Regions from separate parts of the Homo sapiens genome. Here region 2 is linked to region 1. A link is a contact called in ENCODE Hi-C or POLR2A ChIA-PET data. All regions are on one chromosome and are shown on one strand. Each heading gives the region's core, a stretch centred on a gene start or an enhancer-like site at or near the end of the contact. The rest is flanking DNA. Distances are from core to core; before and after follow the strand shown. Region 1 holds the start of ERCC3 (ERCC excision repair 3, TFIIH core complex helicase subunit). Region 2 holds the start of CYP27C1 (cytochrome P450 family 27 subfamily C member 1).

The links. A loop is a pair of places that touch in the nucleus more often than their neighbours do. ChIA-PET counts read pairs that join two places held with the same protein, here RNA polymerase II (POLR2A). Pooled maps may share reads with other maps.
Region 2: a map of mammary epithelial cell shows a loop between it and region 1 (3-fold over the local background). The contact joins the promoter of CYP27C1 here to the promoter of ERCC3 in region 1. A Hi-C loop is called at or near these places in 6 of 168 maps with a recorded cell type or tissue (Caki2, PC-3, PC-9 and 3 more) and 7 of 50 pooled maps. POLR2A ChIA-PET finds 5 or more read pairs at or near these places in 11 of 52 experiments (A549, AG04450, GM12878 and 7 more).

What each region holds. Positions count from the first base shown.
Region 1 is chr2:127,292,135-127,295,928 of GRCh38, forward strand. ERCC3 (ERCC excision repair 3, TFIIH core complex helicase subunit) reads right to left here and starts at 2,010. Exons shown (of 15, transcript NM_000122.2): 1 at 1,920-2,010; 2 at 1,379-1,584; 3 at 476-712. The coding sequence starts at 1,947.
Region 2 is chr2:127,218,180-127,221,973 of GRCh38, forward strand. CYP27C1 (cytochrome P450 family 27 subfamily C member 1) reads right to left here and starts at 2,120. Exons shown (of 9, transcript NM_001367502.1): 1 at 1,810-2,120. The coding sequence starts at 2,091.

The sequences.
Region 1 (3,794 bases), core at 760-3,259:
AGGACACTAATCATAGCGGATCACGACCTCATTTAGTCTTAACTACTTTCTTACTCCAAATACATTACCATTGGATATTAGGTTTTGAAGACAAAATTTGAGGGGAACACACACAATTCAGTCCCCAGCACACTCACTTTGGGCTGCATTTCCAAATTCTCCCTGGCTACAATGGGCCTGAATTAGTAGCCCCTCTGTGTTAATACCCACAGCTGGGAGCGGCTCATGAGAAGCGTGGCCTCACCCAGAACACAATGCTGGATCCAGAGTGTAGCGGCTCATGAGAAGCATGGCCTCACCCAGAACACAATGCTGGATCCAGAGTGTAGCGGCTGGGGTAATCAGTCGTTATGCTCCCCACAGGAAATCTGAATGGCACATTCTCATGGCTGCCACAGGCTGACAACATGGAGCACCTATGCCTATTGTTACATTAGCAGGGCAGGTGGAATTGCTGGTCTCAGCTGTCACTTGCCTTAATAAACTGCATAATTCCATCAGGGACTCCAGTCTTGCTGAGCTTCCTGAGGTACTCGGTGATGTCACTGGTTTGCAGCCCAACGCTGACAGCTGCATACAAGGAGTAGGCAGTTAGTTTGTACTCATGCACATGGGTTGGTCGGCACACTGGCTCTGCAATAGCCACCAAGAAGTCTTGGGCATATTTGTAAACTGGAGAGAAGGCTTCCAAGAAGATATGGCCATCGGGAGCCTGAGAGATACCAAATGGACAAAACAGACAAGGAAACATGAGTTGCAGAGACTACTGGGCTCTTGCCCATATCATTATCAAGAAAGAATAAGCTGCCCAACACCACAGATATTCTTGCAAGCACTCCTTCAGACAACTGTGGGGCCTGTTACATTAATCAGATACAGAAGAGTAAAGAAAAATAGAAGAAAGTGTTTCCAAAGTCAACAGCTGTTTCCTACTATTCTGCACAGAGAAAGCCCATCTTACTGGCTATCCTCAAGTTACCTTTTGGCTAGATTTCAACTAAATGTATAACATTAATTATTTAAAGTAGAGCAAAAGCTTGCTACCGAACATGTCTTCCATTATTTGAGGAAACAAACTGTTACATGATAAATGCTATTTATTCGGCAGATAAAAGGATTCACTACATGGGGTAGGGCTGGGGAAGGAGTGAGAGTAAACCGAGGGGTTAGAGCTGTTGGAAGCCCAGGTCCGGCCGCCACACGTGTGCGCAACTGCTCGCTGTTGCCTTGGGCTGTTCCAACGTGTGTGGATGAAAATTCTCTCCCGGCCAGTTCTAGGGGCAGTATCCTGAATGTCAGTTTTGACTCTGAGGATGCCCAAGATTTAGCTGCCGCTCCGCACACTCCTGGGCCCTGCCCAAGCTAAGGGCATGCTTACCACCCAGAGGGGCCTGGAGGTGTGGTCGTCCTTCAGCGGCATTTGCAGCCTGTAGTCCTTGGCTCCATATTCATCCACTTTGGTGCCTGACTCATCCACCTGCTTCCCCGCCGCCGAGGGAACCGCTTCCTGAGGGTCGTTCCCCGGGGCGTCCTCTTCATCATCCTCTTCATCCTCATAGTGCCGCTTCCTGGATTTCTTCTTGTCTGCAAGATACCAACACAGAAGTAAGCCCAGCAGGAGCCTTCAGGGTTCCCTCCGCACCGCTTGGCAGCATTTCACCTGCGCCGCCGCAAACTCCTAGCTAAGAGCCACCTGCATCCCGCAGGCGTTGCGCCCCTCACCCGTCTCCCCTAGGCCGAGTTCGCTGGGCTGCGCCCAGGTCCAGCATCTCTCCCGCCCAAAGGCCTGTCCCAACGGGGTGCGCGCGGGAGGGCCAGCAGGGTCGGCCGGCGCAGAGGCCCGGAGCAGCTCCGAGGCAGAGCGGGGGGCAGGGCCGGCAAGGGCAGTCGTGGCTGAGCGTGCCCGCGCAACGTCTCACCGCGGTCCGCTCGGTCTCTTTTGCCCATGGCAGCTACAGCAGCAGAGAGAAGATGACCCCGCTCCCACAGGCCCGCCGCGGCATCCGCTCTGGGGGGACTTCCGGCTCAATCCGGAAGCTCCCTGTTGTCCACACAGGATGTCCCGCCTCTAGGCGCCGTGATGTGGGTGGCTGGAAGAGCGGAGAGCCAGCGACCGCCGATCTGTTAGCTCGTGCGACCCAGCGGCGGGGGTCCTCCACTGTTCATTTCTCTACAACTGAAGGAAAATACTGTGTGTTGAGCACCTGTGTAGTGCGCGAATTAAAGGCCTCATCCTTCTGGAACTTAAATTTTAATGAAGCCATGTGGGCAATAAATGTGTGTGTGAGAGAGAGAGAGAGAGAATGTGACCTGAGTCCATGGGTAAGGAAGAATTCTTTTTTTTAATTAAAAAAAATTTGGCTGAGCACGGTGGCTCACGCCTGTAATTCCAGCACTTTGGGAGGCTGAGGTGGGTGGATCACTTGAGGTCAGGAGTTCGAGGCCAGCCTGGCCAACATGGTGAAACCCCATCTCTGCGAAAAATACAAAAAAAAGTAGCCAGGCATGGTGGCACACGCCTGTAGTCTAAGCTACTTGGGAGGCTGAGATGGGAGAATCTCTTGAACCCAGAAGGTAAAGGCTGCACTGAGCTGAGATTGCACCACTGCACTACAGCCTGGGCGACAGGCCGAGAGTTCGTCTCAAAAAAAATTTTTTTCTTTTTTTTTTTTTTTTTTTTGAGACGGAGTCTCGCCCTGTCGCCCAGGCTGGAATGCAGTGGCGCGATTTCAGCTCACTGCAAGCTCCGCCTCCCGGGTTCATGCCATTCTCATGTCTCAGCCTAAATAAAGCAGATTACCCTCAATAATGCGGGTGGGCCTCATCCAAATCAGTTGAAGGCCTTAAGAGCAAAGACAGGTTTCTCAAGGAAAAAGGAATTCTGCCTCCAGACTGCAACACAGAAAGTTCTGACTGAGTTTCCAGCCTTTGGACTCAAAACTACAACATCAACTCGTACCTGAATTCCCAACTTGCCAACCCCCACAATTGCATGAGCCAATTCTTTAAAATCAATCAATCAATCTCGCTTGCTCAGTGGGCCTCTTGGTTCTGTTTCTCTGGAGAACGTAACACAGATTTTTGGTACGGGGAATAGGGTACTGCTGTAACAAATACCTAACAATGGGGAAGTGGTTTTCAAATTGGGTAATCGGTAGAGGCTGAAAGAATTTTGAGGCGCATGATAGAAAAGCCTCTATTGTCTTGAAGAGCCTTGGTAGAAGTATGGGCATTAAAGGTGATTCTGGTGACGGCTCAGATGGAAAGGAGAAATATGTTATTGAAACTGGAGGCAAGTGGTAGAGAGCTTGCCTGAATTGTATTCTGTTGGGTGGAAAGTAGAACTTATAAGTGATAAGCTTGGACATTTTGCTGAGGAAATTTCTACATGATGGTTCAAAGTGAGGCCTGGGCCAGGCGCGGTGGCTCACGCCTGTAATCCCAGCACTTTGGGAGGCCGAGGCAGGGGATCATAAGGTCAGGAGTTCAATACCAGCCTGGCCAATATGGTGAATCCCCGTCTCTACTAAAAATACAAAAATTAGCTGGGCGTGGTGTCGCGCGCCTGTAGTCTCAGCTGCTCAGGAGGCTGAGGCAGGAGGATCTCTTGAACTCAGGAGGCAGAAGTTGCAGTGAGCAGAGATCACGCCACTGCACTCCAGCCTGGGCAACAGAGCAAGACTCCGTCTCAAAAAAAAAAAAAAAAAAAACTGAGGCCTGCTTTCTCCTTATTGCTTATAGTGAAATGTGAGAAGAGATACACTGAAGGTGGAATTATTCAACAAAAAGGAACC
Region 2 (3,794 bases), core at 870-3,369, 74 kb before region 1:
CCATCTGAACTGCCACACATCCTGACTGGATACAGGCTTTAACACGGTCCGTCTCAAAGAAACCTGTGCCCATGGAACAAACTCTGGGTGAGGTATGAGGATAAAAGCAGATGGCAGTAGGGGCGGATAAAAGAAAAATTAAATTACACTTCAGAAAGCAGGCTGTATTGAACCCATCAACAGCAAATAACAAAACACTTTTTACTGTATTTGAAAGTTGCCATCCTGATATCTTATCAGATCCTACAAAGAAAATCATTTTTGAGCCCTCTAAGCATTGGGGTGGGGGTGGCGGTTTGGAACTGTATAGGGTTGGCGTGGCGGACTTGAGGAGGGACGGTTGGGACTTCCTGGCATTAAAATTAAATTAAATTTTAATTCCCGGCCGAATTAAAATTGCTCCTCGCACGCCCGTTTTTCCATTAATGAGGGTTGGGGCTTCTCCCTCACGTTCATTGACTGAATGGCTGATGGAACGAATGAATGACTGAAGCCCAGGTGGGTAGTTAGAAGAGGCTTCGATGGAGAAGGGTCTCGAAAGACCGGAACTCTGGGCAGAAGGACAGGCCTGGGTGGGAGGAGAAGGGGGCGTTCTCGGAAGACACCAAAAGCCCCCATACCAGAAATAACAGTGCGTGCTGGGCCGGGCACCCGGGGAGGCGGACGATGGGCGAAGGCATCGGAGGGCGCCGCCGCGGCTCGGGTGCAGTGCCCCTGCCACGAAGGGCGCAACGGAGGTGGGCGTGGGAAGGACAGCACTCAGGCTCCAAGTGGGAAGCGTGCGGAATTCGCCGGCCCCAACGCCCTAGCGGGTGGCTGGGACCCCTGGGTTCCTCCCACGTCCCTGCCTCCAGTCCCGGCGCGAACTCCAGGTGTCGCCCCCAACTCCGGCTTAGAGCCTACGGCACCCCGAGCCTCCGAGCCTCCGTCCCCTCTTCCCCCGCCATTACAAAATACAAAAAGGACTAGAAATGAATACACACGGTCTCGGCCACCTAAGGACACCGAGCTCCGCAGAGCCTAGAGGAGCTAGGGAACCTAGCGCTCCCCTCGGGCCGGCCCCAGGCAGCAGCCCCCCTCAGCCCCAACTCCGCGGGTCCCGCCAGCTCTCCACTCCCAGGCCCCGGCGGCGTCCACCAGGCGCCCGCTGCCCCTCCCCAAGTCTCCTCCTCCGGGACCTCAGCCCTGGTGCCCTCCCCGCAGTCCCATTCCTGGTTTCCCTTCGCGGCGCCCCCTCCCCAGGTTCCCCAACCAGGCAATCCCTGCCTGGGTCCCTCCCCGGGACCAGTCCCTGGAGACCCTGCCCGCCGCCTCTCTCGGGCTACCACTCTCCGAAACTCCATCCCTGACTCCCCTCCCCGCTACCTCCTCCCCAGGGGTCCCGGCTGGGGCCCCTCCAGGGGACCCCTCCCTGCCGCCACCTCCCGAGACACCCATTTCCCCCGCCTCTTCCCAGCCGTTCCTTTCTGGCCCCGTTCCTCAGCTCCCTCTGCCTGCTGCCCCTCTCCGGGGTCCGCTTCCCGAAGACCCCTCCCCAACGCCCCCGCCCCGCTCCCGGTTCCTGCCTCCTCCACCCCGGATCGCCTTTCCGGCGTCCTCTCCCCAGCGCCCCTTCCTGCGAACCTTAACCGGACAACCCCAGTCCAGCTCCCCCAACCCACCGCGGCGCCCAGTGCCCGGGGATCCCTGCCCGCCGCCCCTCCCTGGGACTCCCCAACCCCGCGCCCCTCCCTGGCGCCCTCCCGCCCGCGCCGTCAGCCTTCTGGGCAGCAGCCCGGGCTGGCTCCCTCCCGGGGCGGCGCGCGCTACCTGGATCTCGTGGATGCGGCTGAAGCCGTCCCTGCAGAAGAACTCCGCCAGGTTGGCGAGGGTCCTCGGCCCCGGCATGGCGGCGAGGCTCCGGGGACCCTCGGCTCGGCCCCCTCCCGGCGGCGACCCCGGCCGCCCGGCGCCTTTGTCCTCGGCCCGCGCCCCCGCCGGGAGCCGTGCGCCCGCGGGTTGAGGCCGCCGCGGGGCCCCGCCGCCCAGGAGCCCACCCCGCTCGGGCGCCGGCCGCAGCCCGGCTCTCAGGATCCGCGCCAGCAGGGCCATGGCGCTCGTCTGCATCGGCTTGTTTGTCTGAGCAACTTTGTTTCGGGGGCTGCTCTTTGGGTTGCTGTTTCCTGCGTCTTAACTTGTCAGAGCAGTGCTTCTCCGTACTCCTGCCGCCGGGGCGTCAGTTTACACAGACCCTTATTAAAGGCTCCCTCCCCTGGGGCTGGGGAAAAGGCTGTGATTAGACTGCAAGAGAATGAGGCTATTATTATTTCTTCACATCATATTAATTCACACTTAAGCGTTCCTTGAAACCACCAAGTTTTAAGGTCAACCCCACTTCCAACCATGGCCAAAAAAAGAAAAGTCTACGGGGATCTTGTAAATTATTACCGTCCTTCGAAATGACTACTGAAGGTATACTGAAGAAATCTTTGGTCTTTTTTGCATTTTAGAAGCAGTTCTTTATGGTTTCAACTTAAATTATTGTAACTCAACTTTCAAAGGGGGGGAAAAAAGTGAGACGATTTTGCATGTAGTTCCTACTGTTGTAAAATGACCACATTATTATCTTGCCACAAGCTTTCTTAAAGACAATCACAGTCGTTTACGATGGCTTTCCTCGGGCTCATCGCTTTTATTCCGCACACCATTGGAAGCAGTGAGGACTAGGTGAGGGTGAGCGACTTTGAGCATGGGGCGTTTATCTGGTCCCTCACAAGGACGGGTCCTGTTGCACAAGGCTTGGGGAAGAGAAGCCACCTCCATGCCGAGGCGAGGAGAGGAGTCCGCCAACCTAGACTCAGAGCCCAGTGCCTGGCTGCACAAAGAAGTGGCCGCACAGGGAGGGATGGAGCACGGGAAAGGCCAGAGGTGTGCCATGTGGTTTCAAGGAAGGGAACTTTTTCCTAGTCAGTAGTTAAACTGCTCGCTGAGTTACATTATTTGAAGATTTCATACCGTTGGTACTCATGCATCTAAACGTAAAAAATAAGATTTTTTTCCGTTTACAACGTATTGTTACTAAGCATTTTTTTTTTTTTTTTTTTTTTTTTTGAGACAGTCTCGCTCTGTCACCAAAGCTGGAGTGTAATGGCGCGATTTCGGCTCAGCAACCTCCGCCCCCAGGGTCCTAGCGATCCTCTTACCTCAGCCTCCCGAGTAGCTGGGATTACTGACGCTGTAATCTTGAAAAAAAAAAAATGCTGCCGCGCCCGGCCAACATTTATTTTTTAAGAGCAGAGAGGGAGGTTCAGGCCTGTAGTCCCAGAACTTTGAGAGGCCGAGGTGGACGGATTACTTGAGTTCAGGAGTTCGAGACCAGCCTGGCCAACATGGTGAAACCCCATCTCTACTAAAAATATAAAAAATTAGCCAGGCGTGGTGGCACGCGCCTGTAATCCCAGCTACTCGGGAGGCTAAGGCAGGAGAATCGTTTGAACCCAGGAAGTGGAGGTTGCAGTGAGCTGATCTCGCCATTGCACTCCAGCCTGGGTGACAGCAAGACTCCATCTCAACAACAACAACAAAAAAGAGCAGGCCGGGCGCGGTGGCTCACGCCTGTAATCCCAGCACTTTGGGAGGCCGAGGCAGGCGGATCACGAGGTCAGGAGATCGAGACCATCCTGGCTAACACGGTGAAACCCCGTCTCTACTAAAAGTACAAAAAAATTAGCCTGGCGTGGTGGTGGGCGCCTGTAGTCCCAGCTACTCGGGAGGCTGAGGCAGGAGAATGGCGTGAACCCGGGAGGTGGAGCTTG